Linked DNA regions of Homo sapiens: regions 1, 2, 4, 5, 6 and 7 are each linked to region 3. A link is a contact called in ENCODE Hi-C or POLR2A ChIA-PET data. All regions are on one chromosome and are shown on one strand. Each heading gives the region's core, a stretch centred on a gene start or an enhancer-like site at or near the end of the contact. The rest is flanking DNA. Distances are from core to core; before and after follow the strand shown. Region 1 holds the start of DHTKD1 (dehydrogenase E1 and transketolase domain containing 1). Region 2 holds the start of NMT2 (N-myristoyltransferase 2). Region 3 holds the start of SEPHS1 (selenophosphate synthetase 1). Region 4 holds the start of RPP38 (ribonuclease P/MRP subunit p38). Region 5 holds the start of MEIG1 (meiosis/spermiogenesis associated 1). Region 6 overlaps FAM107B (family with sequence similarity 107 member B). Region 7 holds the start of MSANTD7 (Myb/SANT DNA binding domain containing 7).

Evidence for each region. A loop is a pair of places that touch in the nucleus more often than their neighbours do. ChIA-PET counts read pairs that join two places held with the same protein, here RNA polymerase II (POLR2A). Pooled maps may share reads with other maps.
Region 1: a loop to region 3 is called in a map of CD8-positive, alpha-beta T cell, with 16 times the contacts of the local background. The contact joins the promoter of DHTKD1 here to the promoter of SEPHS1 in region 3. A Hi-C loop is called at or near these places in 3 of 168 maps with a recorded cell type or tissue (CD8-positive, alpha-beta T cell and dorsolateral prefrontal cortex) and 8 of 50 pooled maps. POLR2A ChIA-PET finds 5 or more read pairs at or near these places in 1 of 52 experiments (WTC11).
Region 2: a loop to region 3 is called in a map of CD4-positive, alpha-beta T cell, with 5 times the contacts of the local background. The contact joins the promoter of NMT2 here to the promoter of SEPHS1 in region 3. A Hi-C loop is called at or near these places in 1 of 168 maps with a recorded cell type or tissue (CD4-positive, alpha-beta T cell), 3 of 37 single-sample maps with no recorded cell type and 17 of 50 pooled maps.
Region 4: a pooled map shows a loop between it and region 3 (23-fold over the local background). The contact joins the promoter of RPP38 here to the promoter of SEPHS1 in region 3. A Hi-C loop is called at or near these places in 2 of 168 maps with a recorded cell type or tissue (CD8-positive, alpha-beta T cell and mammary epithelial cell), 1 of 37 single-sample maps with no recorded cell type and 13 of 50 pooled maps. POLR2A ChIA-PET finds 5 or more read pairs at or near these places in 2 of 52 experiments (GM12878 and OCI-LY7).
Region 5: a loop to region 3 is called in a map of heart right ventricle, with 6 times the contacts of the local background. The contact joins the promoter of MEIG1 here to the promoter of SEPHS1 in region 3. A Hi-C loop is called at or near these places in 4 of 168 maps with a recorded cell type or tissue (OCI-LY7, heart right ventricle and naive thymus-derived CD4-positive, alpha-beta T cell), 11 of 37 single-sample maps with no recorded cell type and 16 of 50 pooled maps. POLR2A ChIA-PET finds 5 or more read pairs at or near these places in 2 of 52 experiments (common myeloid progenitor, CD34-positive and naive thymus-derived CD4-positive, alpha-beta T cell).
Region 6: a map with no recorded cell type shows a loop between it and region 3 (10-fold over the local background). The contact joins the enhancer-like site here to the promoter of SEPHS1 in region 3. A Hi-C loop is called at or near these places in 4 of 37 single-sample maps with no recorded cell type and 6 of 50 pooled maps.
Region 7: a loop to region 3 is called in a map of CD8-positive, alpha-beta T cell, with 7 times the contacts of the local background. The contact joins the promoter of MSANTD7 here to the promoter of SEPHS1 in region 3. A Hi-C loop is called at or near these places in 1 of 168 maps with a recorded cell type or tissue (CD8-positive, alpha-beta T cell), 1 of 37 single-sample maps with no recorded cell type and 13 of 50 pooled maps. POLR2A ChIA-PET finds 5 or more read pairs at or near these places in 4 of 52 experiments (CD4-positive, alpha-beta T cell, WTC11, activated T-cell and 1 more).

Annotation. Positions count from the first base shown.
Region 1 is chr10:12,067,013-12,070,273 of GRCh38, forward strand. DHTKD1 (dehydrogenase E1 and transketolase domain containing 1) reads left to right here and starts at 1,942. Exons shown (of 17, transcript NM_018706.7): 1 at 1,942-2,175. The coding sequence starts at 2,022. RefSeq lists silencers at 1,968-2,017, 2,118-2,277.
Region 2 is chr10:15,167,016-15,170,337 of GRCh38, forward strand. It overlaps NMT2 (N-myristoyltransferase 2), which reads right to left and starts at 1,678. Exons shown (of 12, transcript NM_004808.3): 1 at 1,488-1,678. The coding sequence starts at 1,597. RefSeq lists a silencer at 1,048-1,877.
Region 3 is chr10:13,346,344-13,349,581 of GRCh38, forward strand. It overlaps SEPHS1 (selenophosphate synthetase 1), which reads right to left and starts at 1,950. Exons shown (of 9, transcript NM_012247.5): 1 at 1,657-1,950. RefSeq lists silencers at 886-1,715, 1,846-2,065 and enhancers at 2,135-2,925, 2,926-3,238.
Region 4 is chr10:15,095,693-15,098,872 of GRCh38, forward strand. It overlaps RPP38 (ribonuclease P/MRP subunit p38), which reads left to right and starts at 1,663. Exons shown (of 3, transcript NM_183005.5): 1 at 1,663-2,074. RPP38-DT (RPP38 divergent transcript) reads right to left here and starts at 1,627. Exons shown (of 2, transcript NR_160789.1): 1 at 1,395-1,627; 2 at 1-1,173. RefSeq lists enhancers at 1,208-1,779, 2,081-2,170, 2,231-2,370 and a silencer at 1,581-1,940.
Region 5 is chr10:14,957,749-14,960,853 of GRCh38, forward strand. MEIG1 (meiosis/spermiogenesis associated 1) reads left to right here and starts at 1,640. Exons shown (of 3, transcript NM_001080836.3): 1 at 1,640-1,809. RefSeq lists a silencer at 1,863-1,912.
Region 6 is chr10:14,646,670-14,650,098 of GRCh38, forward strand. All of the region lies in intron 2 of FAM107B (family with sequence similarity 107 member B), which reads right to left. Among named protein-coding and RNA genes, the nearest start is that of FAM107B, 130 kb to the right of the region's middle. RefSeq lists enhancers at 1,323-1,492, 1,996-3,195, 2,023-2,523. Within about 2 kb of position 1,547, at least 28 of the 41 ENCODE cell types and tissues checked have a DNase peak (open chromatin) inside an H3K27ac peak, as active enhancers do.
Region 7 is chr10:14,836,865-14,840,126 of GRCh38, forward strand. It overlaps MSANTD7 (Myb/SANT DNA binding domain containing 7), which reads left to right and starts at 1,442. Exons shown (of 5, transcript NM_001378785.1): 1 at 1,442-1,595; 2 at 3,041-3,121; 3 at 3,211-3,262. It overlaps CDNF (cerebral dopamine neurotrophic factor), which reads right to left and starts at 1,173. Exons shown (of 4, transcript NM_001029954.3): 1 at 968-1,173. The coding sequence starts at 1,082. It overlaps HSPA14 (heat shock protein family A (Hsp70) member 14), which reads left to right and starts at 1,442. Exons shown (of 14, transcript NM_016299.4): 1 at 1,442-1,595; 2 at 3,041-3,121; 3 at 3,211-3,262. The coding sequence starts at 1,539. RefSeq lists a silencer at 1,226-1,335 and an enhancer at 1,486-1,725.

The DNA.
Region 1 (3,261 bases), core at 692-3,191, 1.3 Mb before region 3:
GTGGCAGGCGCCTGAAATCCCAGCTACTCGGGAGGCTGAGGCAGGGGAATTGCTTGAACCCGGGAGATGGAGGTTGCAGTGAGCCGAGATTGCCCTACTGCATTCCAGCCTGGGCGACAGAGCGAGACTCCGTCTCAAAAAAAAAAAAAAAAAAAAAAAAGGAAAAAAAAGACAAGCCCTTGCAAAACCAGGTCCAAACTAGCAAGATGGGGAGGCCACCAAAGTGTGGACCTAAGGGGTCCCAGCTACAGTAGCTGTGCTGGATGACGCTCCTGTGCTTGCAGGGGGCACTTACATGTGCCTACATTATATAATCTATCATCCTGTGTGCTGAGTTCTATCTACAGCTAGACTGGGAACTAAGGGCAGAAACTGTGCCTTATTAATCTTTGTAACCCAGCAGAGTGCTTTATGAGTGTACTGGTTGAATGAGTAAGAAGGAGGATGTCTTGGGCTTGTATGTATAATATTCCTAGGAGTTTGGGGTATAGCTGCACAGCTTACTGGAACGAAGGATGACTAACCAGGTAAGGATGCAGACTCTCTCTCCTACCATACTGGCAAAGTTAAAAGTAAGCCACAGAAAAAAAATCATTTGGGAAACTCACTCAGAGACAGACCAACTAATCGTTCATGTCCAGTTTCTTTTGACTCTTATCCCTTTCTTCCCTGCTCCCTTTACCCTATTTCCTTCTTTCTCTCTTAATGTTTTTTGTTTGTTTGTGAGACAGAGTCTCGCTCTGTCGCCCAGGCTGGAGTGCAGTGGGCACGATCTTGGCTCACTGCAACCTCTGCCTCCAGGGTTTAAGCGATTCTTCTGCCTCAGCCTCCCGAGTAGCTGGGACTACAGGCACCCGCCACCACACTCGGCTAATTTTTGTATTTTTAGTAGAGACGGGGTTTCACCATAGTAGCCATGATGGTCTCGAACTCCTGACTTCGTGATCCGCCCTCCTTGGCCTCCCAGAGGGCCTCCCAGAGTGTTGGGATTACAGGCATGAGCCACTGCAGCCTGTTTTGTTTTTTTTTTTTTGTTCGTTTGTTTGTTTGTTTTTGTTCTGTTTTTTTTGAGACGGAGTTTCGCTCTTGTTGCCCAGGCTGGAGTGCAATGGCGCCATCTCAACTCACCGCAACCTCCACCTCCCGGGTTCCAGCGATTTTCCTGTCTCAGCCTCCCGAGTAGCTGGGACCACAGGCACCCACCACTACGCCTGGCTAATTTTGTATTTTTAGTAGAGACGAGGTTTCTCCACGTTGGTAAGACTGGTCTCGAACCCCCGACCTCAGGTGATCCGCCCGCCTCGGCCTCCCAAAGTGCTGGGATTACAGGCGTGAACCACCGCGCCCGACCTAATTTTTGTATTTTTAGTAGAGATGGGTTTTCGCCATGTTGGACAGGTTGGTCTCAAACTCCTGACCTCAGATGATCCTCCCGCTGTGGCCCCCCAAAGTGTTAGGATTACAGGCGTGAGCCACCGCGCCCGGCCTCTGTTAATGTTTCTTAAGAAAACAAAAAAATTAGGGGTATTGATTTTGTAGCTGCGCTAAGTAACCTTTGCTTTTTGCGTCCCTTGGTCTCAGTCCTAGCCATTTCCTATCCACCCTGTGGCTAATTTGTCCTTTCTGTAACAGACACCCTAGACTGTGTCTATGCGGTTGGGCAGAGGCGTGATGGGTAAACACTCCTGGCGGGAGACTACAGGCGCTGCAGCTACATCCTGTTTCGTACTGGGAGCAGGTGCCGCCCCGCGGAACACTTACTTGCCCCGCCCTGCGGTGGAGCAGGGCGGTCTCAGCCGCCGGAACCGCCCTGGAAGCCCGCCCCAATCCTGGGCGTCGCTTCGCTGTGAGTGCCGCTGCCACGGATTGGCTTCCAGGGTCCGGCCCGTCGGCCAATCAGGCGCGGGGGCGTTGTCTGGGGGCGGGGCTCCGGCCGCCTCTGACGAGTCCCGGATTTACCAGGGCCGGTGGGATCCCCTCGGGCTCCCGCCTTAGCATGCTGGCCGGGACATCTGGTGAACATGGCCTCTGCTACTGCGGCAGCAGCACGACGGGGCCTCGGCCGGGCTCTCCCTCTCTTCTGGCGTGGCTACCAGACCGAGCGGGGCGTTTACGGCTACCGGCCGAGGAAGCCCGAGAGCCGCGAGCCCCAGGGCGCCCTGGAGCGCCCCCCAGGTCGGGGATGGGGCCCGGGCGGTGGGAGCGGGGGCTGGGACGCAGAAGCCTCCCCTGGCCGATTTGCGGTGGGGTGTCGGGGTCGGGGAACCGGCTGCCGGCCTGAACGCGCGGCCGGTGGGGAGGAGGGGGAGGTGAGGGGAGCAGAGGGTAGGTGTGGGTGCTCAGTGTTGGGGTCATCCCCCGTCCATCCTCTGTAACTGAGGATCTTTGAGGTCCACGCTTGGGTGGTCTTCCCATCTTGCTGGTCCGGACCTGGTTTCGGAAGGGCTTTTCTTTCCTTTGTTGGAAACGTGTGAGAAACTCTTTTTTTCTTTCTCTTTTTGTTTCCTTTTTTTTTTTTTTTTTTTTTTGAGACGGAGTCTCGCTCTGTGGCCCAGGCTGGAGTGCAGTGCTGCGACCACAGCTCCCTGCAGCCTCGAACTCCTGGGCTCAGGCTATCCTTCCACCTCAGCGTCCCGAGTAGCTGGGGACACAGAGGGATGACCACGCCCAGCTTTTTTTTTTTTTTTTTTTTTTTTTTCATTTTTAGTAGAGATGGGGTCCCACCATGTTGCCCAGGCTGGTCTTGAACTCTTGAGCTCAAGCTGATCCTGCAGCCTCGGCCTCCCAATGTGTTGGGATTACAGGCTGAGCCACTGCACCCAGCCTAGAAAACCAGCTCTTTAATGAGGCGGAGCTGTGGGAGAAGTAAAGTTTTAAGGTCTCCCAAGGATACATTTCCAGGACCATCTCTGAGGCTTCTTTTATGTGAGCAGGTGGGGGGGTCCAAGACTGCATTGCTTGGGAGAAGTGGGCAGTTAGTTCCAGTCTTGGAAGACAGCATGATATTTATTATGTATTTGTCTCCTTGTAGCTAGTCTGTTACTTTAATTTCAGAGTTTAACTCTTAACTCTGCTGAATTTGGAACTATGTGCTGGTGGGGTTTCTTTCTTTTCCTTTTAGCCACTCTATTGACACCTTGATATGTGCTGGTGGTTTTAATGAATTAACAGTCATGAATATCAGCTTTTGGAACTTCTGTTGCATGCTCATTTGCGAGACTAATTTTGAGTATTTGGTTTACGCTCCAAAATTATTGTATC
Region 2 (3,322 bases), core at 428-2,927, 1.8 Mb after region 3:
CTGAAGCTAATCCATCAGCTTGCATCTGCACCTGGGCCCATTTCTGGCAATAGAACTACCGTTTCAAAAACATATTTGTATTTAGCTATCTATCACAAACACGTTTCTATCCCTGCATAAACAGGGCTCAGGTTCAGATTCCTATGCAATTTCCTTTCCTCTCTTTAAAAAAAAAAATATTCTAGACTCGAACATTCGATACTTGCAGCCGCCACTGAAGTATTCACGGCAAAGATAAAAACAACTTGCAAATGGGAGATGCACATAGTCAGCTTTTCTTTTTCTTCATTTGTTAATATTTTATAATGAATTAGAGGTCAGTCAAAAGTCCCTTTCTATAATAAATCTTAAAGTAGACAAGTAGAATGCAAATGATTTACACTTTCAATGATCAATCATTTCAAGAATCTCTCTACGAACTGAGTAAACCATCTGTGACTCAGGCCTCCCTATCATGTTTTTTAAGCTGACCCACTTCTCCATCACTCACCATGGTTCGAAAAATCTCACTTCTAAGGGTGTAGCAAGAACCGCTCTGTGCCAGCGCATAGTTTGAATCCAATAGGGTAAAAGGGTAATGTAAACAGCACTTTAAAAGGACACCAGTTTTTATTTAAAATGACCCACTGCCTCTAAAAAGAGAGCATCAACACCGGCCTTCACCTGAAGCAATCCTTTTCTCCAACAGAAGAGCAAATCAAGTCTGCAGGGTTCGGGGGCAAAGGGAAAGGATTAAGAAATCCGATCAAGTGTGAAAATGCGTGGTGCATCGAGTTTTGGAGATCAAATACCAGCTTTGCAAACAGGATACGGCCAGGTCAGCGGGAGCCCGGTTCAGGGGATCGGCCCTGCTCTGAAGAGCTCTAGGGACAGGCGAGGCGGTGCAAAGCCCAGTATCCCCAGCAGGGGCCGGGCCCGGGACCCCCTCGGCGCCAGAACTTTGCGCAGTTCGCCGCCTGCGGCCCCGACACCATCGGGGCACCTCCACGCCGCTCCACCCACGTCTTTGCCCATTCTTTTCGGGTGGCGGCTGCGGAGAGGGAGTCTGAAGGGACTTAACAAGGATGGCAGGGAGCAGAGGAGGGCGACCTCCTACCCCAGGCTGCGGCCGCCACAAAGGGAAGGGCGTAGCGCCTCTCCTCGGCGCCCACCGGAGCCACCCGCGGGCGAGGGCAACAGGCGCCTCCTGGGCCAGGCCGCCGGCGGGGATGGGCGAGGCTGGCCGGGGGCGCGCGGCAAGTGACAGTAGCGTCTCCCCGCCCGGGCCCCAGCCTCCCCGCCCACCCCGGGCCTCGCCTCCCCGCGCACTGCACTCTCCCGCGAGCCGCGCGCCCCGGACCTCACCATGGGCTCCGCGCCACGGAGAAGCCATCGCGGGGCGGAGCGGCCGAAGAACCCCCAGTCCTGGGAGCCACCCCCGAACGGGAGACCGTGGCGCGCGCGGTCCCCGCCCTGTCGCGCCCGGTGCGCCAGCGCGCCGCCCCTACCCTTTGGCGTGCTCCGTCTCCTCCTCATTGTCCCCGTCTATCCCGCACGTGTCCTGGTCGTCCAGTTCCAGGCTCTGCTGGCTGGCCGCAGACTCGCTGTCCTCCGCCATCGCGGCGGCGCTGGCTGGGGAGGCGGTGCTCGGGGCCGGGCCGGAGCGGCCGCAGCTCCCTCTAGTGCCTCCCGCCGTACTGCTTGGAGTCGGAGCCCGGGCGCTACGCCCCGCCCCGCCCCGCCCGCGCCCCGTCCCGCCCTCCGTCCCGCCCCCTCCCCGCCCTCCGTCCCGCCCCGCCCTCCATCCCCGCCCCTCACCGTCCGCGCCCAGCCCGCCGGCCCCGCCCTGCCCGCCGGCCCCGCCCTGCCCCACGGGCTTGAACCCCGCCCACCTCTTCGTCCCTCCCCACCAAGCCCCGCCTCTCCCCGTCCCGCCGGCTTCAATCCAGCTCTCTAACCCCGCCCGCCTCTGAGACCCCTCCCCTCCAGCCCCGCCTTTCCCCACCCTGCCGGCTTCAAACCCGCCCTCTAACCCCGCCCACCGCCGCAGCCCCTCCCAGATGGCCCCGCCCCTCCCCGCCCCGCCAGCTCCAACCCTGCTCACCCTGGCCAGCCCTGCACAGGGCCGAGTCCTGTACATCCAGGCCTGCGCGGTGCCTCTGCCTGGGGCTCGGCTCTCAAAGCTGCAAACGTGCAGACTTGACATCCTGAGTGGCGGCATTTTTGGAACACAGGCCATGCGATTTTACTTCTGGACGAATTAGGGAGCGCTCCCAGCCCGTGCAGGGGTTTTTCCCACTCAGGAGTAGGCACTCAGGGATGGGGCTTTCCAGAAACTCTTCCCGCCCCTCCACATACATGTTAACAATTCCATTTCGCATCTATCTATCCATCTAATACATTATAAAATCAAATTCAAAGTCAAAAACAGTATTTCCAGCCCTCCACCGCCCTGTCCCAACCAGGCTTGCAGCACTAAAACTCTTGACAGAAATTTTTGAGCTACCCCTGCTTTCCCTGGACACTACTACGGACGGCTCAGACCAGAACAGACATCTTGAGGGACTTGGGGACGTGTCCACGATGCTGGGGGATTGGACAGTTTCAGGTAGGCTACCCTGGCTTTCCCAAAGTCAAGGTCATGACCTAGATTTCCAAGCAAACGTGCACGGCCTTCTGTGCTGAAATTGTCCGCTGTCTCTCTCAGAAGAGGGAAGGGAGGCATTCTGTAGTACTGCCAAATAGAAGACCGGTGAAGTTCAGCCTCTCTTATTTGCTACTGCATTCTGTACAGAGCAGTCCTGTCCTTTGCTTTGCTGAGATGATCTTGTTCAAATGTGCTGCTAGGCCACCGGAAGTCTCCGCAGTGGTTTTGCAAAGATAATCATCAGAACCCGCTCAGTGAGGAAAATGAGACTTTAAAGAGCCACCTGAATTTTTTGGTGTGGGTCCTTTTTTTGCAGAAGATACTAGGAGCATTTTATGGCTTTTTTCCCCAAGGGAGACTATGTTTTTAAAACGCAATGAGCTAGAAGTATCAAAAGATGAAAACTGCAGAGCGATTTCAAAGCCCGTCAGCTGTTTGGCATTGAGACAACTAAAATTCTGTAAGAAGGGCAAATGGGGTCAAAACACAAAAGGAAATACAATATTGCCTTTAACAACGGCAACTATTTCTGAGGCAAAATGTCACATGTCACCTCTGTGAAACTTTAGGATAGAAGCAAATACAGATGAGTGAGGTTCCTGCAGCTCATCTCTGTGAACATGGATTGTTGGAGAACCCGCAGCCCGCTCGGGTAACCAACAGGAAACTGGCCAGGAGCAAGCCTATCAATCAAAT
Region 3 (3,238 bases), core at 700-3,199:
TTAAGAACATAATTCCCATTTATAGAGTTTTCCATCCCTTGGGACGCACATCGCTCATATAAATCTCACGAAGCCCGAGTTTGGGCAGTAATCCAAACCGTCTTCACAAAAACACGGTTTGGGATGAGCAATGATTTCGGTGGGAAACGTAACAACTGAGCAGGAGTCAGCCTTCGAACACGATTCCAAGAAGTCTCCCTGCCCAAAAAGAGCAGGCGCTGGCCGCAAGTGACAAGAGACGAGAATTTTGAAGCCATCTTAGAGTTATGGGAAAGTTTGAATACCACTTTGACTTGGAAGGCGTTTTCAACAAAAACAACAAAGTCCTTTCCTCAAAAAACACCTCGCATTTAACACAGCCTCACCCCTACCAGGAAAAAAAAAAGAAAAAGAAAAAATCCAACTCACGAGGCATCCAGTTATTTTCCTACCTCCTATCTATTCCTCTCCTGGCTCCCAAAAAGGTGGGGAGGGGAATTGTGTGGCTATCACTTCCTTTTAAATTACTATCTTCTCAAGAGTTTTAAGGGTGGAAAAAAGTTTAAAACACCTTGTATCAGGAAGGCGCTCAGATTTAAAATTCCAAATGGTACTAAGGACACAAATCAGCCTCACATCCTAATGAAAAAAGTACTAGATTCTTACATTTTTGGAGGGCATGGGAAGGGGGAGGGGGTTCTGGGGGAAATGTGCAGTGATTAGGGAACCAGGGGGATCCATTTGCATTAATAAGGGACGGTGCCCGGCGACCCCGCAGCCACATGTTTACGCCTTTAAAACAATGGCATGAATATTTAAAGCAACGTTTAGCCCTTTCCTTCCCGGGCACATTTCCATGGTTTGGTTTTTTTTTTTCTTCCAACGAGCGTGGGGAGCCGGGGAGCCGGTCAGCGGGGTGGGCCCGGCGCGCTGCCCCGCCAACCCCGGACCTACCTCCCCGCCGGCCCCGCACAATGGGGCGCGCTCTCCAGGACGCCCGCGTCGGAGGCGGCCGGGGAGGGGAGCAAGGAACCCGGGGACACCTTCGGGCTCAGGCTCAGGCTCAGGCCCTCGCCGCCGCCTCGGAAGGCCCAGCAGGCCCGGGCTGCGGGCCGGCGGCGGGGCGGAGGCGGCAGCTCGGGGCCCCGGCCGGGCCATCCCTGTTCGGGCCGGCGGGAGGCGGCGGGAGCCGGCGGGCACCGCGCGTGCGGCCCAGGAGCCGGGGAGGACGCCGGGACGCACCCGCCCCGGGTCGACAGGGCCCGCGCGGAGAAAAGGGGAGGCGGGGAGGCCCCGGAGGCACCCCGCGACCCCAGGCCGGCCGCTCCCGCCGCGCGCACGGGCCGCCGCCGCCGCCGCGCAAAAATGTCGGCGGGCGAAAAAATTAACCCCTGCGTGGCCGCCGCCGCCCTCCCCTCCGCTCCTCCCCGCCCTCCCTCCCTCCTTCCCCGGCCCCGCGCGGCGGCGGCGGCGGCGCGGGCGGCGCTTCTTTTTTAAAGCGGCCCCACCAAGCCCGGCGCTGCCCCTCTCCAGGCAGGGCTGGCGGGGCCGGCGGCGCGCGGCTCCCCGGCGGTCCCGGGCGGCCCGGAGGGGGATTTGCAACGGCCGCCGCGGGCCTGCGGACCCAGATTCCCCTTTAAGCCTGCGCCTCCCCCCCGCGCCGGGCCCGCCGCTTACCGGCTCGCTTTGCGCCCTCCGCCTCCTCCCGAAAACGGGCCGCGGGCCGCTCCCACAATGCACCGGGCGCGGCCGGGCTCCCTTAAGCGTCGCCTGAATAAAAATGCCGCGCCCGGCGGCGGCGGCGGCGGCGGGGGCCCGGGCCCGCGCCTGGGCGCCGCGGGGGCTCGCCTGCCTCGGCGCGGCCCTGCGGGAGCCGGGCCGCCGCGCTCCCGCCGGCTGGGCGCGCGGGGGTCCTTTAAGGCCGGCCACCTCCCTTTAAGAGGCGGCCCTGGCTGCTGGGTGGCGGCGTGCGGCCCGGGAAGGGGGCGGGGGCGCCGTGCAGCCCCGAGCGCGGCAATGATTGGTCTCGGGGGAGGGGTGGGGGGTTGCAAACCCGAGGAGCGGTGGCATCCGTTGCATGATGCAAAAAAGGATTGATTTCAAAAGTTGCGAGTTGCATTGGCAGCCGCCCTTGGCGCCCGGGCCACCTTTTTCCCGGGCCCCGCTGCAAGGGCCGGGAACGTTTCCGCCACCTGGCCGGGCTCGACCGCGCGGCGCTCTGCGGGGCGCTGTCCCCGCTCCCCGAGTGCGCAGCGGAGCGTCCTGGAAGACAATGACCATGGGAACAATTTGCACAGGAGGCTAGGAGCCCAGGAAAAGCCGCCTGGGCGCCAGGCAGAGGTTTTTTGAAAACACAAACGGCGCGTTAGATGCTTGGGGACTCCCAGCATCTGTCCTTCCTATTGTTTAGCTCGGCTCCGGAGTTCACGGGAGCCTCGTGAAATGTGGAGACGTCCTGCAAAGTTTCTTGAACACTTCATGTGCGTGGTAGGAAGTCGAGGAAAAAGGTTTACGGTTCCCCGCTGGTTGCATTGTTTGTCCTGCACATGTTCGAGCGAACATGGCAGCCGCAACCCTGGATGTGTTCGAATTGACATCGAGGGGGGAGCTTCACGTCGTGAAATAACTTTTTTCTGGGCTTTCGAGATTCTAAAGCATTGCTGATGAAAATAAACCAAATACTTTCAGATATCGTTTAGGGCTTCTCTCTAAAACAGCAGTGTGCAGGAATGCCGATCGAACTTTTCTAGGCAGTAGGTCAGCATTTTCCAAATGTTATTTGGGAGCAGAAATGTTTTGGGTCACTGGACCGTGCTTTACGTGGCACGGCAGGTTGGCACGCTACGCAGATGCCCTTTTCGTTAACATTTCCGCTTGCCAGTTGCTCCGGGTTTTAATCCTGGGCTGGATGCAGAAGTGATGCCACCTCGAAGACAGGCTGCTCCTGTCTTTGTGTACTTTCTTCATACCCTGTAGTAAGTTTGCAAAGAACGTGTTAGTCTGCATTCTTTTATTTTATATTTATTTATTTATTTATTTTGAGACGGAGTCCCACTCTGTCGCCAGGCTGGAGTGCAGTGGCGCGATCTCGGCTCACTGCAACCTCCGCCTCCTGGGTTCAGGTGATTCTCCTGCCTCAGCCTCCCCAGTAGCTGGGATTACAGGCGCCTGCCACTGGAGGATGGCTTCTCCCAGAGGGGAAGACAGGGTCACGGTTCTCATTAAGAGGGTATTGTACTAGTCAAGCCCGGAGATGTAC
Region 4 (3,180 bases), core at 413-2,912, 1.7 Mb after region 3:
CTGGAACCTTAGGGGGACAAAAACGTATGGATGTCTCCTTCCCATTACTTTAGCATTTTAATTAGATTCCTGTGTCTCTATTTGTCTTTGGAAATGCAAGCTGCTTGCAGTTCATCATAGCTAACTCACACAATTCATTTTATGAAACACAAACCTGTTCTCACAAACTCACTGTCATCTCTTTTTAATCTTTCTAATTGTGATAAAAATCATACTGCACTTTACCCTGTGTAACCTCCAATGATCTTTGACCAAAAGCCAAATCTTTTTTTTGTTGTGTTTACTTATGGACAGTTAGGTTCTACATAGGTACTTAAACATGAAAATTGAAATCATAGAGGCTGGGCACAGTAGCTCATGCCTGTAATCCCAGCACTTTGGAAGGCCGAGGTGGGCGGATCACCTGAGGTCAGGAGTTCGAGACCAGCCTGACTAACATGGTGAAACACCGTCTGTACTAAAAATACAAAAATTAGCTGGGCTGGTGGCCCGTGCCTGTAACCCCAGCTACTCCGGAGGCTGAGGCAGGAGAATCACCTGAACCTGTGAGGCGCTGGCTGGAGTGAGCCAGGTTCGCGCCATTGCACTCCAGCCTGGGCAACAAGGGCAAAACTCTGTCTCAACAACAATAATAATAATAAATAAAAGAAAGAAATCACAGAAACTATACCAGAAAATAGGATACAAAACCAACAGTGAGGAGATTGAGAAAAGGAGGCAGATACGTAAAGAGGAAAAGGAAGGGGGCCCAAGTAAGGCCGGAAAAAGCGGGGAGAAGGAGGAGGCTCATTAGGTCAGAAGCAACCTGCCGTCTTCTAAGTTCTGGCCAAGGGTAGATCAACAGATCCAGATTCCTGAGCTTTAAAATGTTATTCGGCCGCTTCATCACTTGTCCCCGACTTTGCAGCGACTCCGATGGTAGCCTGAGTCTCCATTGCTTGGAGCAGCCACAGTGGACACTGGACGGGATATTCTGTGCAGCTGTTGCTGAACTCAAGGCAACTCTTACTGCCTTTCTCTTTTCGGGCTCAAGATTCCCTGCATTATTGCCCATAGGCATGTGTTTTACCCCATACTCCTTCTCCCTTTTATCTTGATTTTCGCGGTGCTGGGGAGTCTGCAGGGATTCCATGGCGACGGGCTCACTGGGACAGGGGCTGGGGTTGTGCGTCCCTGAGGCAAGGCAAATACAGAAAAGCGAATAGAGACAGAGGGCTAAGATTCCAAAGCACTGAAAGGTAGAAACTGGGTTAGAAGAGAGAGGGGAGCACAAACGCCCGGAGAGAGCGAGCCCTCGGGATACCATTGGCTATAGGCTGGCCTCCGAACAACTGGACGGTCCAAGTCCTGAGCGTCTGGTTACCCGGGCAACCGCATGGTCTCGCGATACATACCTCGCGCCTGCGCACTGCCCCTGTAGCGGGGGTGGGGGGACCCGGTCCGGAGACTCCACCCCGGGGCCTAAACTCGAGTCTAAAAGATTGGGCCTCGTTGTGTCGTTTCCGGGTCGCGCGACGCTGTGGGCCGCTTTCCCCTCTCCGGAGTGACCTAACACAGGATAACGAAACCTGCACTGCTCCGAGCGCTTCCTCCCCGGCCCGTCGCGTCTGCGAGGCGAGGCCGGGAGGCGAGGGCTCTGCGCACGCGCGGCGCAGGCGCACTGGGCGCCGGTGCTGTTGCCTTCAGGTGACCACGGATTCGCCATCGTGAGTTCCAGGTGGGCGCGCGGGGCCCACGTAGGGCAGGAGGCCAGCCCCGGGGGGATCGGGCCCGGGACTCTGCGGAATCTGGAGGCCGAAGCCCGCGCGCACGCAGGGTCTCTGCTGCTTCCCCAACGCCTGTTGCGTGGCCGCAGGACCCGCCGCCCTCCCGGTTGGGCCGCCCAGTCCCGGGCCGGGCGCGTGCACCCAGAGCTTCCGCGTTTCTAGTCCGGCTCCTCTGCTGGATTGCAGCGCCGGCTGGGCACCAGGAGTACAAAGCGAAAACCCCCGCCGGCCCTTCTGTTCTCCACGGTCTCCAAGGAGACACGGACAACAGAACAACACTTCCGTGTGCTAAATAGTAAAGCACCAAGGTACTCGATCCAGGGGCGGCGTGCAGTGGGGAGGTGAGCTTTGGGTCGGCCGTCGCCCCTCGGCTACCGGCGGGATCCAGAAACCGGGAGTCACCACCAATACCGTTCTCAACTTTACTTCCAGCTGGTCACTACTGTGTCGGGAGATTCTACCTTCTTTTCCGACTAACATGTATTTTTCTCCAGTCCTTTCTGCGGCGTCTCTAGTGCAGGCCACCGTCATTTCTAACCTGGACGACTCCAGGAGCGTCTTTGCTGCTCGGGGACTCTTCCTTTGCCCAGATCCACAAAGATCTATAACGTCTTTCTAATCACGACACCTCTGCTTTAGATGTTAAAGTTGCTTCACACTGGAACGCTTGCAAAGGTCTTCATTATCTGGTCCTTACCCACCTTTCCTAGTTTCTCACCGCTTTCTCTAGCATCTCTGCCCCAGCCACATTGAACTTATTTGAACGTGTTTTTTTTTTTTTTTTTTTTTTTGAGACATAGCAGTCGCCCAGGCTGGAGTGCAGTGGCGCGATTCCGGCTCACTGCAACCTCCGCCTGCCGGGTTCAAGCGATTCTCCTGCCTCAGCCTCCCGAGTAGCTGGGACTACAGGCGCCTGCCACCACGCCCGGCTAATTTTCGTATTTTTAGTAGAGACGGGTCACCACGTTGGTCAGGCTAGTCTCGATCTACTGACCTCAAGTGATCCGCCCGCCTGGGCTTCCCAAAGTGCTGGGATTACAGGCGTGAGCCACCTCGCCAGCCAACTTATTTCTTTTAATACTGAGATACCTTTCTTTACTCCATACTTCCTTTGGTAGGCATTGTTTAGATGTAGGTTAAGAGGTCCGGCCCGGCGCGGTGGCTCACGCCTGTAGTCCCAGCACTTTGGGAGGCCGAGGCGGGCGGATCACAAAGTCAGGAGATCGAGACCATCCTGGCCAACATGGTGAAACCCCGTCTCTACTAAAAATACAAGAATTAGCCGGGCGTGATGGCCCGTGCCTGTAGTCCCAGCTACTCGGGAGTCTGAGGCAGGAGAATCGCTTGAACCCTGGAGGCGGAGGATGCAGTGAGCCGAGATTGTGCCACTGCACTTCAGCCTGGCGACAGAATG
Region 5 (3,105 bases), core at 390-2,889, 1.6 Mb after region 3:
GATTCTCCTGCCTCAGCCTCCCGAGTAGCTGGGACTACAGGTGCACGCCACCACTCCCAGCTAGTTCTTTTGTATTTTTAGTAGAGAAAGGGTTTCACCATATTGGCCAGGCTGGTCTCGAACTCCTGACCTCGTGATCTGCCCACCTCAGCCTCCCAAAGTGCTGGGATTACAGGTGTGAGCCACCGCGCCCGGCCTTGACTTAGGTTTTAAACAGATTGCATTGACTGTTGTGTTGACAACAGACTACAGAGGGGGCATAGAGAGCTGTTGGGAACGGTTGTAATTACCAGAAAAAAGAAAAATTATGATGGCTTGAGTAGAAGCTATAAAGTCAGCAGGTTGCATTGATGGATATGGAAAGAGAGGGCTCTAGGCCACATCTACTAAAAGACATGAAGAAGGAGCAGGGTTTTTGTTTTTGTTTTGGCAGGGAGGTGTTTGGGGAGGTTGTTTTGTACAATCAAGTGGATGTTGAATATACATTGATATACAAATCTAAAGTTCAGAGAAAGACCGGGCTGAAGAGAGAAATTTGGGAGTTGTAAGTAAATAGTTTTTTGTTTTTAGTTTTACTAAGTATTGCCTTTGTTTTAGTATGACTCGTTTATTTAGAAGTTTATATAATTTAATTTGTGATATGTCTTGTGTTTTTGTTTTGTTTGGGGCAGGTGCCCGAGGCCCTTGTCATCTTCATTGACTCCAGCTCATGGCTTGTATTTAACAACGAGCTCAGAAAAATTCCTAAAAATTTAATTACTGAGTCTCCAGAGCTCTAATGAGCTGGCTCCAGCACACAATTGCTCCTTTCTTTCATTCAACAATTTGACAAGTCCTGATGGCTCTACATTCAAAACATGTAAATTGGCCGGGCGCGGTGGCTCACGCCTGTAATCCCAGCTCTTTGGGAGGCCGAGGCGGGTGGATGACGAGGTCAGGAGATCGAGATCATCCTGGCTAACACGGTGAAACCCCGTCTCTACTAAAAATACAAAAAATTAGCCAGGCGTGGTGGTGGGTGCCTGTAGTCCCAGCTACTCGGGAGGCTGAGGCAGGAGAATGGCGTGAACCCGGGAGGCGGAGCTTGCAGTGAGCCGAGATAGCACCACTGCACTCCAGCCTGGGCGACGGAGCGAGACTCCGTCTAAAAAAAAACAAAAACAAAAAAACAAAAAACCGTATATCTTGAATCTGATCACTTTTCGCTTAGATAGTACTGTAATATAGTAATAGATAATGCTAGAAAAAATAATTAAAGCTATAGATATCATCTATTGTAGGTTTACTGATTGTCAGGCACTATGGCGACTCTCTGGAATGGTTCATTCCTCGCAAATGAATAGATAGGAGATATCTACTATCAGGAACTACAAACACAGTCTCCGTGCTGTGATCCGCTTTCACAGGGAATTTTGTCTGGGATTCAAGTAGCGGCAAGTAACCCTTTTTCGCCCTCCATCTCTGCTCAGGGGTGAGCCCTGGCAGCGCTCCTACCTGGGACCTACATTGGCTTAGTAAGATGGGCCGGCGCCCACCCCAGCCCTCGCGCATGCGCATAAAAGCCCACTCCCGGGGGCGGGGCCTGAGCTAGCTGGGCGGGGCCTGAAGGAGCCGGGAGCTCCTGCAGCTTCATCGCGTTACTAAGAGACGCGAGGGTCGCGAAGGGCACAACACTTGGCCTCTCGCTGGCCCTGCTCGCGGATCCCGAGTAGAGAACGCAAGCACCCACGCCCGCCTGCAAGCTCCCGGGCGCCCCCGGCCTCTCCTGCTCGGCGGAACGAGGATAACCCAGTAGAGCCGGACCCAGGGGTGGGTGGATGCGTCGCTGGAGGCGAGGGCCCTGCCCGCCAACCCCTGCGCCCCGGCCGTAGCCCCACCCCGGAAGTTCTTGCCCCGCCTTCTCGGCTCCGCAGTTCTCTGCTGTCTCCTGAGGTTTGCCAGGGAGATCCCGTGGTTTTCATGTCTCTTCCGTGATTTTTAGGGAAGAGGGTCACTATTTGGCCCTTCCAGAATCTCAGGGTCCGGTTCTCCCGGAAGTTTCCGGGCCGCCCCGGACCCCATTGGCTTTAGGGGCCGCGTCTCCGAGGGCTCCGATTTGGGCCCTAGATTTTGGAATACTGTGTTTTGTCCGTCCCAGCCTTCACCAGGCGGATTTCATCTCCCACACAGTTAGTGATTTATGGCAGAAAGGAAGCTGGAGGGATGGGGACTGCAGGTTAGCTGTGAGGGCCGGAAGGGAGCGGTTTTGTGCTGCACACAGGCAGGTCAGCACTCCCAGAGCAGGGACCGCCGGGCGTGCTTTCGGAACCGCTTTTGTCTTTCAAATGAACGCCCAGCGACAGCAGACGGGAGTTCCAGGACCTTAGAGACCGGCTAATGCTTCTCTTTAAGTTAGGAAACAGGCGCAGGCGTGTTCATGGCCTTGCCTAAGGTTACGTGCTGGTTACAGGGCTCCTCCTGCTGCCTCTTAAGAACAGAAATAATCTAATAGGAGGAATAAAAGGGACTATTAGGGAGGCTAATGCTCTTGAAGTTTTAATACTACTAAAAGTAAAAGCGCTTTTCAGAGTGAAAGGGAAGTGAAAAGGGAATTTGGGTGGCTGGCTACATCAGAAGCTTCTGTTCCAACTTTAGATTGTCAGGGAGTTGAGATGGTGTTTTTTGTTTTTATTTTTGTTTTAGTTTTTTGAGACGGAGTCTCGCTCTGTAGCCCAGGCTGGAGTGCAGTGGCGGGATCTCGGCTCACTGCAAGCTCCGCCTCCCGGGTTCACGCCATTCTCCTGCCTCAGCCTCCCGAGTAGCTGGGACCACAGGTGCCCGCCACGATGCCCGGCTAATTTTTTGTATTTTTAGTAGAGACGGGGTTTCACTTTGTTGGCCAGGATGGTCTCGATCTCCTGACCTCGTGATCCACCCGCCTCGGTCTCCCAAAGTGCTGGGATTATAGGAGTGAGCCACCGCGCCGAGATGGTGTGTTTTTAAAATAACGTGCCCGAGGCCGGGCGTGGTGGCTCACCCCTGTAATCCCAGCACTTTGGGAGGCTGAGGCAGGCGGATCACCTGAGGTCGGGAATTCGAGACCAGCCTGACCAACATGGGAAAACC
Region 6 (3,429 bases), core at 297-2,796, 1.3 Mb after region 3:
TTTGGGTGGGTACCCAGCAGTGGGACTGCTGGGTCAAATAGTAGATCTACTCTTAGTTCCTTGAGAGCTCGCCATACTGTTTTCCATTGAGGTTGTACTGATTTACCTTCCATTTTCTCCTTTTTTTTTTTTTTTTTTTTTTGAGACGGAGTCTCACTCTGTCACCCAGGCTGGAGTGCAGTGGCACAATCTCTGCTCACTGCAAGCTCCGCCTCCTGGATTCACGCCATTCTCCTGCCTCAGTCTCCCAAGTAGCTGGGACTATAGGCACCCACCACCAGGCCTGGCTAATTTTTTTGTATTTTTAGTAGAGACGGGGTTTCACCGTGTTAGCCAGGATAGTCTTGATCTCCTGACCTCGTGATCCGCCTGCCTCGGCCTCCCAAAGTGCTGGGATTACAAGTGTGAGCCACTGTGCCCGGCTCCATTTTCTCCTCTTTTAAATGGAGAACTTCCTAAGATGGGCCATTCACGTTTTTCCCACAGAAAGTCTTCCACATAGCAGACACTCAATTATAATTACAAATATTTGTTGGTTGAATGAATGAAGGAAAGAAAATATTTTAAAAGGTACAGACAAGAAGAATTCCGGGAGCTGTGAGGCTCAATTTAGTTGTATGCTGTCATTCATCACCACAGTCTTGGCCAGATTTTCAGTGCTACAAATCGATACTAACCAACTGGTAGGCAGAGACGTATAACCATCTCCTATAAAATTGCTAATTCAGTCTGGGTGCAGTGGCTCAGGCCTGTAGTCCCAGCACTTTGGGAGGCCAAGGTGGGTGGATCACTTGAGGTCAGGAGTTTGAAGCCAGCCTGACCAACTTGGTGAAACCCCGTCTCTACTAAAAAAAGTACAAAAAAATTAGCCAGGCATGGTGGTGGGTGACTGTAGTCCCAGCTACTCGGGAGGCTGAGGCAGGAGGAATCACTTGAACCTGGGAGGCGGAGGTTGCAGAGGAGCCAAGATCGTGCCATTGCACTCCAACCTGGGTGACAAAGTTAGACTCCATCTCAAAAAAAAAAAAAAAAAAAGATTGCTAATTCAAACAGTAATATGGATTGCTGTTTGAAAATGAAACAAGGCATTTGCAGTCAACAATTCTGGACTCATCTCAGAGTTATATGCCATGGTCTGTACCAATGACCAATGCTCTCAGTAAGGGCTGTCTCCAGATGCCAAGGCAATGCGGTAAACACCCTCTAATATTGCCCCAACCAACTCATATATTCAAATATGTATTGAGATGCTGACACAGTTAAGGAAGGCAGAATTTGTTAAGTCTTCTGCGGAGAAACTGAAAAAATGGAGTGAGAATCCATTTTTAGCGGAAAAAAAAAAAGGCGATATAAAACATTTTCTTAAGAGGTTTAGCATATTTGAAAAGACGTGCCAAAAAAAAAAAGTATTCTTTTACTAATTCAATTAAAATGATCTCAGTCACTTCGGTATTTTCCATTTCTGGTCAAAATCTAGACAACAAAGAAGGAAGTGTCATCTGAGGTAATTATGGTCTAACCAGGAGCAAAATAGGCCCCAGGCCTCACAAGGAAGCTTGACTGAAAGAGGAACTTTGACTTAGTAAAACCGAACTGCTGGGGTCGAACTGACCAGCCCTAATTTGGAGCAGGTGCAATCACTCTGGCCATTTGCTGACAGGCAGCATGAACGAGGGGAAACAAAAAGCCCGGAGAAGTACTGAGTGCTAAGAGGCTTTCAGAGGCGCCTGTTGCTAGGGAACCACTTCCTCTGTGTTCATACCCAGCGAACTCAAGCTATTCAGATATCACTGGAATAATCTCTCTCAGGCTCCGAGGGGAAAAGAAACAGCTCTCAAAGCTCAGACGTCATGGTAACACTGGGAAAAGCCCAGCTTTTCCAGCAGACACCGAAGAGCCAATGATACCAGGAGAAAACCAGAAGTGAATGGGCATCTTGTGTTTTATTGAGACACAGAGGACAGGCACCTTCTGCCTGACCCCACCCAGGTGCGTCGGTGGCAAACAGTGACACACCCACAACCCACATGTAATTTTACTATCAGTTCTTTGAGAATGAGATACTGTTCTCTTCATCTTCAGAACCCACGTCATCTAGCCCAGTACTTTCCACACCATTCTCCAAGTTGGTTTAATTCAAGTTCTTCATTCCATAAATATTTATCGAGGACTTGGTTCTATGTGCACTGCATGGATGCTATGATAGAGATTAAAAAAGACACAGAGACAATTCCCCTAAAGAAGCTTCCTGGTCTTAGAAACACAAACGAGGATGAGGTTTGTCTACAAATAATGGTAACACAATGGCAGTATAAACAACATGGTAGGTTTCATTCGTAAGCCAAATATAAAATTCTAAGCCCCACAACCAGCTGAATGGACCTCTCCTCTTGGCCAAGGGCATTCTAAAATAAGCACACCAGTTCAGGCCATGATGGGAATGCATGATCAGACATGCCTCAGTTTATATTGCTCCCTTTGGAATTCAGGCACTGCTGACTAACATTAGCATTAAAACAGAGACCATAAGACTGACAAAACAGACTCTGCGTAGCAATAAGATAACCACATGACAGACAGCAGGACCTGAAAGAAATCAAGATATTTTATCCCAAAATACATTTCTTTGACACATTTTGAAATGGCACTGCAAAGCTGTCTCTTGTGGGGAAAACCTATGTTTTATAGAGAATTCCCTTTCCTTTCCAGGTCTTTTTTCTGATCTAGGAGAGAATTAACTAAGAGTCTGGCACCTTTTAAAGTCTGTTAAGAAACATTTACCATCTAGTCTCTCTGAAGCCTGCTATCTGGAGGCTTCATCTACATAATAAGAACCTTAGTCTCCACAACTTCTTATCTTAACCCAGACACTCCCTTCTATTGATTCCACATCTTTAGATAATCACTTAACACTTTCAAGCACTTGCCAATCAGAAAATCTTTGAATCCACCTGTGACCTGGACACCCCCCACTTCGAGTTGTCCCACCTTTTCCAGACTGAACCAATGTACATCTTACCTGTATTAATTTATGTCTTATGTTTCCTTAAAGTGTATAAAACCAAGCTGTAGTCTGACCACCTGGGCACATGTTCTTAGGATCTCCTGGGGCTGTGTCACAGGCCATGGTCACTCATATTTGGCTCGGAATACATCTCTTCAAATTTTTTATAGAGTTTGACTCTTTTCATTGGCACATTGTTTGACCATTACACATAATAAGGGCCAGTGGGCACTCAGTGCAGAGTTAGTATTGCTGCTCTTCAGTCATCAGAGATGCAGGCATGTCCTGTGCGTTTCCTCCAGTATCCTTAACACATGGTTTCATCTCTTGGGTCAACACCTGGTCCGAGGTGGCTGCCATAGTATCCTGTCAATGTCCCAGATAGGAAGAAGGAGGAAGGACGTGCTCCCTGGAGGAAGCTTTCC
Region 7 (3,262 bases), core at 192-2,691, 1.5 Mb after region 3:
GGCTGCAGTGAGCCAAGATTGTGCCACTGTACTCCGGCCTGGGCAACACAGTGAGACTGTCTCAAAACAAAAACAAAAACAAAAAACAAAACAACAAAACAAACAAAAACACAACTTTAGTACGACTATACCCATCCATTCACTCAACATATATGATGAACCTACAATTTCCTGTTCACTAGGGATATATTTTCCAGCTGAGGGCATATACATTTAAACTAATTATTTTCAGTAAAACATGGAGTGAGCGCTACAGGAGTCCAGAAGGAAGGGGCTAGCATAGCCACTTACCTTCTTTGCCTTTGCTAACAGATCTCTAAAGTGAAGTACGCTGATTTTGCAAAAACCAAAGTCTCAGAGCTAGGGGACTTGGTGGGATACAGACTCACGTATTCTGACTGCGAGTTCACAGCTGAGATACCGTGAACAAAAAGGAACCACTCTTTTGTATTCCTCTCTTTCCCAAGGAGTCAGTGTACTCCTTTGCAAAGCAATTTTCACCTACAGAGTCCTAACAAATATTAGCTATGTCCTCTGATTTAAGCTACTCAACTCAATGCCATGTTTTGTTTTCCTTTGGGGAGTCACCAACTAGCTTGGACTTGAAAGACGTCTTCTGTGCAAGGGGAGGCAAATCTTGCTGGTTGGAAGCAGCAGAATCAATCTGGCGCCAGTATCATCTGAATCTAGCATTCTTTGCACAAACTCTAATCCAAATACAAACCCACCAGCTTTTACTGCTGAAGTTTAATATTCACAGCAAAACCACAACGTGGCCTCACGTTACCACCAGGCCCGGCTTGAGCTTTTTACTCGAGCTGGGCTTGGGCGATCTAAAACGAGGGACAGGGCCTGCATTTCCTGGGCGGAATGTTATTTATAGCCAGGGCCAGGAGAAGCCAAAGCCGACAGCTGCTGCGCCGCAGCGCGGGGCCGCCGCCATGCAAGCAGTTGTCACACCGCTCACCTTCACAGTCGGCCCCTGGCCGCCCCCCGGCCTCCTGGCCCTGCGTCAGCACCGGGTGAGAGACCAAAAGCCCGGCGCAAAAGGCCACCACAGCAACTGGGCTCGCGCACCACATGCTGGGCCAGCAGCTTCAATCGCCTCCGCCACCCGCGCCCACCGCCCACCAAGCTGCCAAAGCGAGCTGAGCAGAATTCGAGGTTGGAAAGAATCTGCCAGTAGTTGCCAGGACAAATGACGCAACTGAACACAGAGTTTCCATTGGCTCTCAAGGAAGGGATAGGAAGGGGGCGGAGTGTAGGAGCCTTTTCCCGTCCCTCCCCGGTTGCGCGTGCGCACTGTGCAGTTTCCGCGGAGCGCAGAGACGCGCTGAAGCTACTCGCGGACTGCGCGTGAAGAAAGGCGGAACCTTCACGCTGATTGGCGGCGACGCGGGAGGCTGTAGCGGCCGACCGGACGCAGGGGGCTGGCGGGAACGTGAAGCTCCGCGGTGCCTGATGGGGCCGTTGGGCGGCCGGTAGCTGTTGCTGTTGGGGGACCCCCTCATTCCTGCCGCTGCCGTCCCTGCTGCCTCATGGCGGCCATCGGAGTTCACCTGGGCTGCACCTCAGCCTGTGTGGCCGTCTATAAGGTGAGGGGCTGCGGAGCTGGGCTAGGGCTTCATGACGGCCACCCGGTTTTCTGGCGCTGGGTCATCCACAGGCTTGAGAGCGGCGTGTCGCCGGCCTAGGGATGTCGTGGAGTGGCGTTGCCGCGAGGACACTCCGGAGCGAAGGGCCGGGCAGGCCCGGCCTCGCGCCTGGCGATTCCTCCGGAAAGTCGTCTACTCCGCGGCGGAGGCTCGCGGCGATGTAGACGCGCGGGGTCCCAGGGCGTCATGGCGGCGGGATGCCCGGAGGGGTCCCAGGGACGACGTAGCTGCAGGGTGCCCGGGGGGGTCCCGGAGACAGCGGGGCCGCTGGGTGTCCCGGGGGGTCCCGGGGACGGCGGGGCTGCGAGCATTTTGGGGGAGGTCACGGGGACGTCCTGGCCTCTGGATGCCGGAAGGGGTCTCGCTGACGTCAGGGCCTCAGGATTCCCGCGGGTGGGAGGTCCTGGGAAAGTTGTGGCCGCGAGGTACTTGGAGGCGGTGGTCTCTGGGACAGCAGGGCCGCAGAACGCGCTGAGCTGGGCCCGAACGTCTAGGTCCCGGAGGGGCGGGGAGGCTGCAGTCGAGCTGGGGCTGATGGTCCCGCAAAGCTGCCTGGCTGTGAAGCCAGTTGATGGTGCGTGGTCTACAGAGGTGGCCTTTCTGGAAGTGAGAGCCTGACAGGACTTGTGGCCTTTCTCTCATCAGTGGGGAGGCAGAAGAAACGATAATCATGAACTCCGTTGCCACTAGTCCCGCGTTTAAATGTCAAATGACTTGTTAGGAAAAGCCAAAGGGAATAATACTACTTCATTTGTAGAAATGGGAAGAAAGGGGCCCAGCGCGGTGGCTTACGCCTGTAATCCCAGCACTTTGGGAAGCCGAGGCAGGCGGATCACGTGAGGTTAGGAGTTCTAGACCAGCCTGGCTAACATGGTGAAACCCCGCCTCTACTAAAAATACTAAAAATTAGCCGGGAACGCCTGTAATCCCAGCTGCTCAGGAGGCTGAGGCATGAGAATGGCTTGAACCCGGGAGGCGGAAGTTGCAGTGAGCCGAGATCTGGCACTGCAGTCTGCACTCCAGCCTGGGCCACGGAGCAAGACTCCGTGTCCAAAAAAAAAAAAAAAAGAAATGGTAATGGTAAGAAGGAAGAGAGGTAGGAAAGGTAACGTAATAATAGCCTTCGTTTTGTGTGTAGAAAGGTTGTTATTACTTTTGATTCAATTGTTGACTTTGCAGAGCAGACTGAAAACATGAGGCAGTTCTTCATGGAATTATAGGCTTTCTATGAAAACGAGGAAATTAAATGGTAATTAAATTTGCAAGTTTAAAATATTGAGATAGCAGTTTTTCTTTCCACACAGATGGCAAAGTAACACTGGTGCACAAATGCACACGTCTGAATACGTCTAATGAGACTATGTATTTCGTGTTTTTTTCTCTAGGATGGCCGGGCTGGTGTGGTTGCAAATGATGCCGGTGACCGAGTTACTCCAGCTGTTGTTGCTTACTCAGAAAATGAAGAGGTACTAGTCCCCCCATTTTTGTACTTCTGAAATAATTTAAAATTACATACATTGTAATATATATATATATATATTATTTTTTTTTTCAGATTGTTGGATTGGCAGCAAAACAAAGTAGAATAAGAAATATTTCAAATACAG